Regions from separate parts of the Homo sapiens genome. Here region 2 is linked to region 1. Evidence: chromatin loops called from intact Hi-C (ENCODE). Cell type or tissue: gastrocnemius medialis. All regions are shown on one strand. Links, peaks and the distances in the headings refer to the core of each region. The heading gives the core; the rest is flanking DNA.

Evidence for each region. Peaks named below come from ENCODE experiments on the same cell type or tissue, not always from the same donor. Only the 100,000 strongest peaks of a DNase experiment are listed, where the experiment ranks them.
Region 2: a loop joins it to region 1, with 2.6 times the contacts of the local background. A loop is called at or near these places in 3 of 110 quality-filtered maps.

What each region holds. Positions count from the first base shown.
Region 1 is chr1:208,237,589-208,240,491 of GRCh38, forward strand. The region is part of intron 1 of PLXNA2 (plexin A2); the gene reads right to left. Among named protein-coding and RNA genes, the nearest start is that of PLXNA2, 5.3 kb to the right of the region's middle. In gastrocnemius medialis, for the core only: a CTCF peak has its summit at 1,641 (motif pointing left); a DNase peak (open chromatin) is centred at 2,249; H3K4me3 peaks cover 559 bases; H3K27ac peaks cover 1,212 bases.
Region 2 is chr1:207,804,312-207,807,214 of GRCh38, forward strand. It overlaps MIR29B2CHG (MIR29B2 and MIR29C host gene), which reads right to left. Exons shown (of 6, transcript NR_135299.1): 5 at 1,694-1,786. Among named protein-coding and RNA genes, the nearest start is that of MIR29B2, 3.2 kb to the left of the region's middle. RefSeq lists an enhancer at 1,356-2,555. In gastrocnemius medialis, for the core only: no CTCF peak of the experiment used is centred there; DNase peaks (open chromatin) are centred at 610, 970, 1,660 and 2,470; H3K4me3 peaks cover 1,366 bases; H3K27ac peaks cover 2,500 bases.

The DNA of each region.
Region 1 (2,903 bases), core at 136-2,635:
CGGGTAGCTGTGAGAGGCTGGAGACTGCGAGAGCATTAAATAGTCATCCTTCTTCACAGGAAACTGTGAAGTTCTCCAGCACCTCTGAGTCTCTCCTGGAAATCTTCACCTCCCATGACTTAAAGCAAAGGCTTTGAGGAGCTGTCTGCTCTCACTTCCTCTGACCCCCTAGTACACACTGTTAATGCCATTCTGCCTTTTACTAAAGGTATTTGGGGGTACTTGGCTATGCAATTTCTTCCTCCACTCCCTGAGTGTACTGTAAATGCCCTGAAGGTAAGATCTATTACTTTTTCATCCTTGTATTAGGAGGGAGCTACCACATTCTTGGCACCACACAGGTGATCGATCCCTATTTATTTAAACTTAAATGAATTCCAATTCCCGCTTTCAGTGTCATCCTATTTGGTTCAGTGCAAAGGGTAAGAATCTCTCCTTCTTCTATCCCTCTATACTATGGTTGAGAGGGAGGCTGTTTAGACAGAACAAGAGAAAGCCTGGGAGAACAACTCCTCCAAGAGGGCTGGGAGGTGCTAGGGTTCCTCTGTCAGAAGCTTCCGTCCTCTCAAAGCGTCGGAGAGAATATGTGTGTTTTGCGGGGATCAGAGGAGACAGGCTCATTCACCAGCTCTTCACTCGGAGCCCTGGGATCCCTCCTCCTCTTCCCTCTGAAAGACAAGTTGAACTTTCCAAGGGCAACTCTACTACCTTTTATCTTTCACCCTCAAAGTAATTTTAGCCAAAGAAAAGCAGAATTAAACTTTCATAACACGATACATTTATCTTGTTTTTCTTCTTTCTTTTCTCTATCCTCCCTTCCCCCTGCCCTGACGTCCAGGTACATCTGAGCTAAAGCAAACCAAGATGAACTATCAAGGGATGCTATCAGATTGGAAGAGACGGGGCTAAGCTCTCTGGTCTCCTGCCCATCCCAATACTTCAATATTTTTCCATGCCCCTGTTAGGCAGTTATTATCTCCTTAGATAAGAAAAGCCTCTGGACTCTGCTGTCTCTCAATATTGTCCTCTGCTGAAATGAAAGGGGGAATTATAATTCAGAGAAAGATTCCCACAGAGAATATGAAGAAAAAGATTAAATCAGCGATACAATGTTGACATGCATTCAGTTCCTGAAAGCTCTTTTAAAAAAAAGTCTCCTCAGGAGCAGTTTTGCTACTACCTGAGAGTCTCAAAAATCTGTATTTAGGGAGTTGGGAGATGGGAAGCATGTGAAGGCCCCTCGGGGTTGGGTCAGAAACTTCTGTTGCTGATAAGAACGGCAAGGGCCTTTTGGCGGGCCAGCCAGCAGATTGGACTCCCTGTTAAGTTGAGAATGCACTCCCTCCCTGCCACCCAGCCCTAGACGTGACCTGTTGGGGCAGGCCTCTCCGGAGTTGCTCACAACCCATGCATCCCAGCTTAATGCTGCAGGCGCCTTCTCATCCTCTGCAAACAGACAGAGGCCCAAAGGTCCCACTGGCAATAGGACCCTACCAGTTGTAGTCTCTGGGAAGTGACGGCTGGGAGTTTCGAATATATCTCATCTATTAATATTTTTTTTCTTCTAAAAAAAAAAAAAAGCACAAAAGCCACTGTTTTGGGCCAAGCCTGGCTTTCAAGAGTCCCCTCTAGTGGAGATAACCTGCTACTTCGGCTTCTCAGTTCAGCCCAGAGCCTCCCTGGCCAGTGAAGATTCAGAAAACCCCCTTCTGCCTGCAAGGCTCTCTTTCCCACTTTTCTCTTTGTGTTCACTCTGAGCTCTGTCCACCCCCATTCACACTGTTAATCTCTCTGTCTTTATCTTCCCTTGCTGTCTTCCTCCCTCTCTCCATTTATCTGTGCCTGTGCCCACATCTTGACTTCTGTCTTTCCATGTGTGCCTTTGCTCCTGCATCTTGATCTACATCTTCCATCCACCTGCTGGTTTTCTTTGATGTTCAGGATTCCAGGTCTGACTTGTTAGGAATGCCTTGGTCAGGCCTTGGACCACATGGACTCACTTCAAACGGCCAAAACAGCCACCCACAAGCCAGATCCACAGTGAGAAGCACTAGGAAAATCCTAGTGGTTATAGAGCTGTCTATAACCTGAGCTCAGAGCTCCTGCTCCGAATCCTGTGTGAAGCCGGCTGCTCCCTTCAATAGATTCTCCCCACCTCTGTGCCTGCTTCCCAGTCTCTGACACACGCCCTGCCCTGCAAACAACTGGCAATGCCTGGGTAAAGGGACAACTGGCAGTGCGTGGGAAGAGTATGCTGGGGTAGGGGAAGAAGGTGAGGAAGAGGTGAGTGGGGGTCAGTGGCTGAGCCTGGGGCTGTGGCAGGACAGTGGAGACACAGCAAATGTTAAGCTGGGGTGAAGGGGGGTATGGGGGAACACCTGCTGGTCCTCTGAGTTTCCCAGAGATATTCTTTCACCCAAGAGAGAGACAGAACCAGAGCAGGGAAGGCGGTTAATGGTTAACCAACTGTAGAAGCAGAGAACTTTTGCACTGCTCAGGCCTCAGCCATTTCTTTCAGCTCTGTGCCCTTCCTTCCTCCTCTCCCCTTACACTCTTACCCCGCAAGGACCCTGCTCCCCAACAAAGAACTTTCTCGCCTCTATTTATGCCCTCCAATTCCAGATGGAGCAGTGTGGAGCTAGATAAAGAGGTTCCATATGCCCAAATGCCAGGGAATGAGGCCCAGGAGAGCCTGAGGGCTAAGCCCAGGAGGACGGGGATATCCTCTTCTTACCAGCCATCCCTCCCTCGTGCCTTGAGACCAGCTGTTTGACCCTGGGAAGAACTGCCTTTCTCTCTGTCTCCATAGGGCTCACCTTTAGAAATGACCGAAAAAGAAGTGGATGCACACCCACCCCTCATTTACTCTAATCAGGCATGAAATCTTTGTAACGAAGTGAAAA
Region 2 (2,903 bases), core at 260-2,759, 430 kb before region 1:
CTACCACCCCTCAGCCCCGCCCCCACCCACCACCACTCCAGGGAACCTGTCATCCTCCCCGCAGCTCAGGAAAGCCTCCCTGAGTCCAGCCCTTGCTAGAAGGTTAAGTGGTCCTCGCCAGCCTCAAGTTCTTTCCTTCAAAAACCACTTATCTCACTTGGTCATCAGTGTGATTATTTAATGTCTCTCCTGCTACCCGTAAGGGACCATTCGGAGTACAGCAGAGGGGCTGTGCATAGCAGGACGCCACTGCCACTGAGGGAGTTAACAGAAGCCACAGTCTGGGTCCCCACTCCTGGATTCTAAAATTTAACTCTTTACTCTCTGGAAGAAGAGATAAGAAGCCATTAACAATGCATCACTTTAATTAAACACTCTAAAAGAAGTGGAGAAAAAAATCATGTTAGTATTGAAATCCTTTGCCTTTCCAATTCCACTGGATAAAAGGGGTCCTTCAGGTCTCAGCCCTCCCAACAGAACCAGTTTTCTCCTCTCAGAATCAGCTGAGCAATGACTCTTCGCTGAAACAAGCTGGTGGCTGTTCCCTACTAGGAAGCAGCCAGTTAGTTTGGTAAGGGCTGGAAGGGGCTTGCTTTCCCTGGCACCATGCCTGAAGGCCACCTAGACCTGTAAGAAGGCAGCCCATGAAAATCCCAGCCTGCTGAGAGCTCTGCCATCCAAGGAGGGTGATGGGTTTTACCCACCTCAGCCTAATGACTCCAAACAAACTGGCTGAAGGTGAAAGGGTTGGCAGGGCTGTCTGGGGAGGAAAACCACCCATCCAGAAGGGTGGGCATGTCAGTCTTACGAGTGCTGCCACGCATGGGAAAGGTGTGGGAGCTATACTCTAGCCTGGTCCACTTCTGTCCCCACATTCTACCTGGAGGCTTCTCGACCTCACACCAGGGCATTAATCTGCTTGGGCACACAGTGAATCAGAACACAATGGTTTTAATACCTGCTTGGCCCCAACTCTGAGAACAGGGACCTGCCACTTGCCCTGAATGGGCCTCAGTGTCTTCATGTGTAAAGAGAGGAGGCTGAGGTAGGCTGCTCACAGCACATTCAAATGCTCGGAGGGCTTGGGCAGGAAACCTGAGACAGAGAAGCAGCAACAGCATGCAGCAGAAATACAGTGAACTGGAGAGGCCATATTTTGTCTAAATGCATGCAAAATCAGATACATTAAAATAACCCTAGCCAGGTGTGGTGGCACCTGTAGTCCCAGCTACTCAGGAGGCTGAGGCATGAGAACTGCTCGAGCCCGGGAGGCAGAGGTTGCAGCAAGCTGATATCGTGCCACTGCACTCCAGCCTGGGCTACAGAGTGAAACCCTGTCTCAAACAAAAACAAAAACCCGTGCAGGCCAAACACACCTGAGGGTTAAATACCATCTATAGGCTGTTGGTTAAAAATAGTTTGGAGACTGCAAAGACAGCTTCTACTTCATTCTATAAATGATGCTTTGTCTTTAAAGCCTAGCATGGTACCTAAAAAATAACATGGGAGGAAAATGGGAAGGTGAGGGAATCCTTCTTTCTGAAATCCATAGGCAAACCCACTGAACAAACAGACACTGGTCCCCAGTTACCTAACCCTGCTTGCTTGTGCTGCGCTACCACAGTGTGTGCAAATCCAGAACGTGGGAAGGTTCTGCCAAGGCAGTGCTGGGTGCTGAGTCACAGCTACTTACGTGACTGATGTGTGTTCCAGCCAGATGGGGGGAGCCGGAAGCCAAGCCCAGATGGCCATCTTCTTTCCTCTGGGAATGCTGATTTCAGGGCTCCTGGCAGCAAGGAAGAGCTCATCTTGGTGAGAGAGGGGCCTGGGGAAGGCTCTTTTGTAAAAGGGGAATGTCTTGCCCTCAAGAGACAGTCCCAGGCCATTGCATGTATAAACTGAAAGGGCAGTCCAGCTTCCTGTCATTCTAGGCAGCAGCCTGGGCATTCTGTCTTTAGCTGTCAGGGTGGGGGCTGTGAATCAGAGGGAAGGGTGATAAAAGGAATGGTATACACATGAGGGGCCAAGGGTGGAGCAGAGGGAGCATGGAGTTACCGGCTGGCCCAAAGTCCCCAGAAACCTCCATCAGGCTCTTCCTTTCTGGCAGGGTGGCCTTCAAAGGAGGACTCAGAACCCAGGGACCACTGCATTTCCCAGGCCCTGAGCCCCAGTGTGGGAATCACATCCTCCAAACCCACAGTGCCCCTCAAATTCCTATTCAGGTAAGAAGGCAAAAAGTAACAGCCTTCCAAGCCTACGTGGACCCAGCATCGGTTTTTCTGGTTTCCCCTGCGTCAGAGGTATGGAGGTCTATGTTCCTAGGCAGCTGCACTCCTAAAAGTTCAGTTTTCCATCCCTCCCTTAACACTACTGACATAAACCCCAGACTCAGTCCAGGCACGGGGGCCCTGGGTCGGGACTGCTGGCTGGATGGGAGGATGCACCAAGGTTACCCTGCCCCTGGGATGAGCTGGGGGGACAGCAGGAGACAGTGGAGGGCAAAGGGAAGGAGGAGGAGTGGAATGAAGACTGGAGCTCGCGTGTCTCCATGTTCCCCCAGTAGAAGGGCTCAGCTCTGGCACAGAAGGATGGGCATGTCCCTGAACTGCTTTCAAGAAAGCTAGTGCTTTCTGCAAGAGGAAAAATGAGCATACCAATGGTCTATTACACAAACACAATGCCCACCACAGAGTTCATGGGTCCAAACCAATGCAGATCCAAAGGCAAACCACCAATGCTGCTCCCTGGTCATTCCTAAATCATCTGCTTGACTCAGTGAAGATGGAGTCAAAAGTGAAACCACAGTCTCAGGTGAAACCTAACTCTGGAGGTAGGGAGGGAGACGCCCCAAAGCCCAGCTCCCCCACCTCCCCCAGGCAGAGCTGGTGACCACTTCCTTCAGC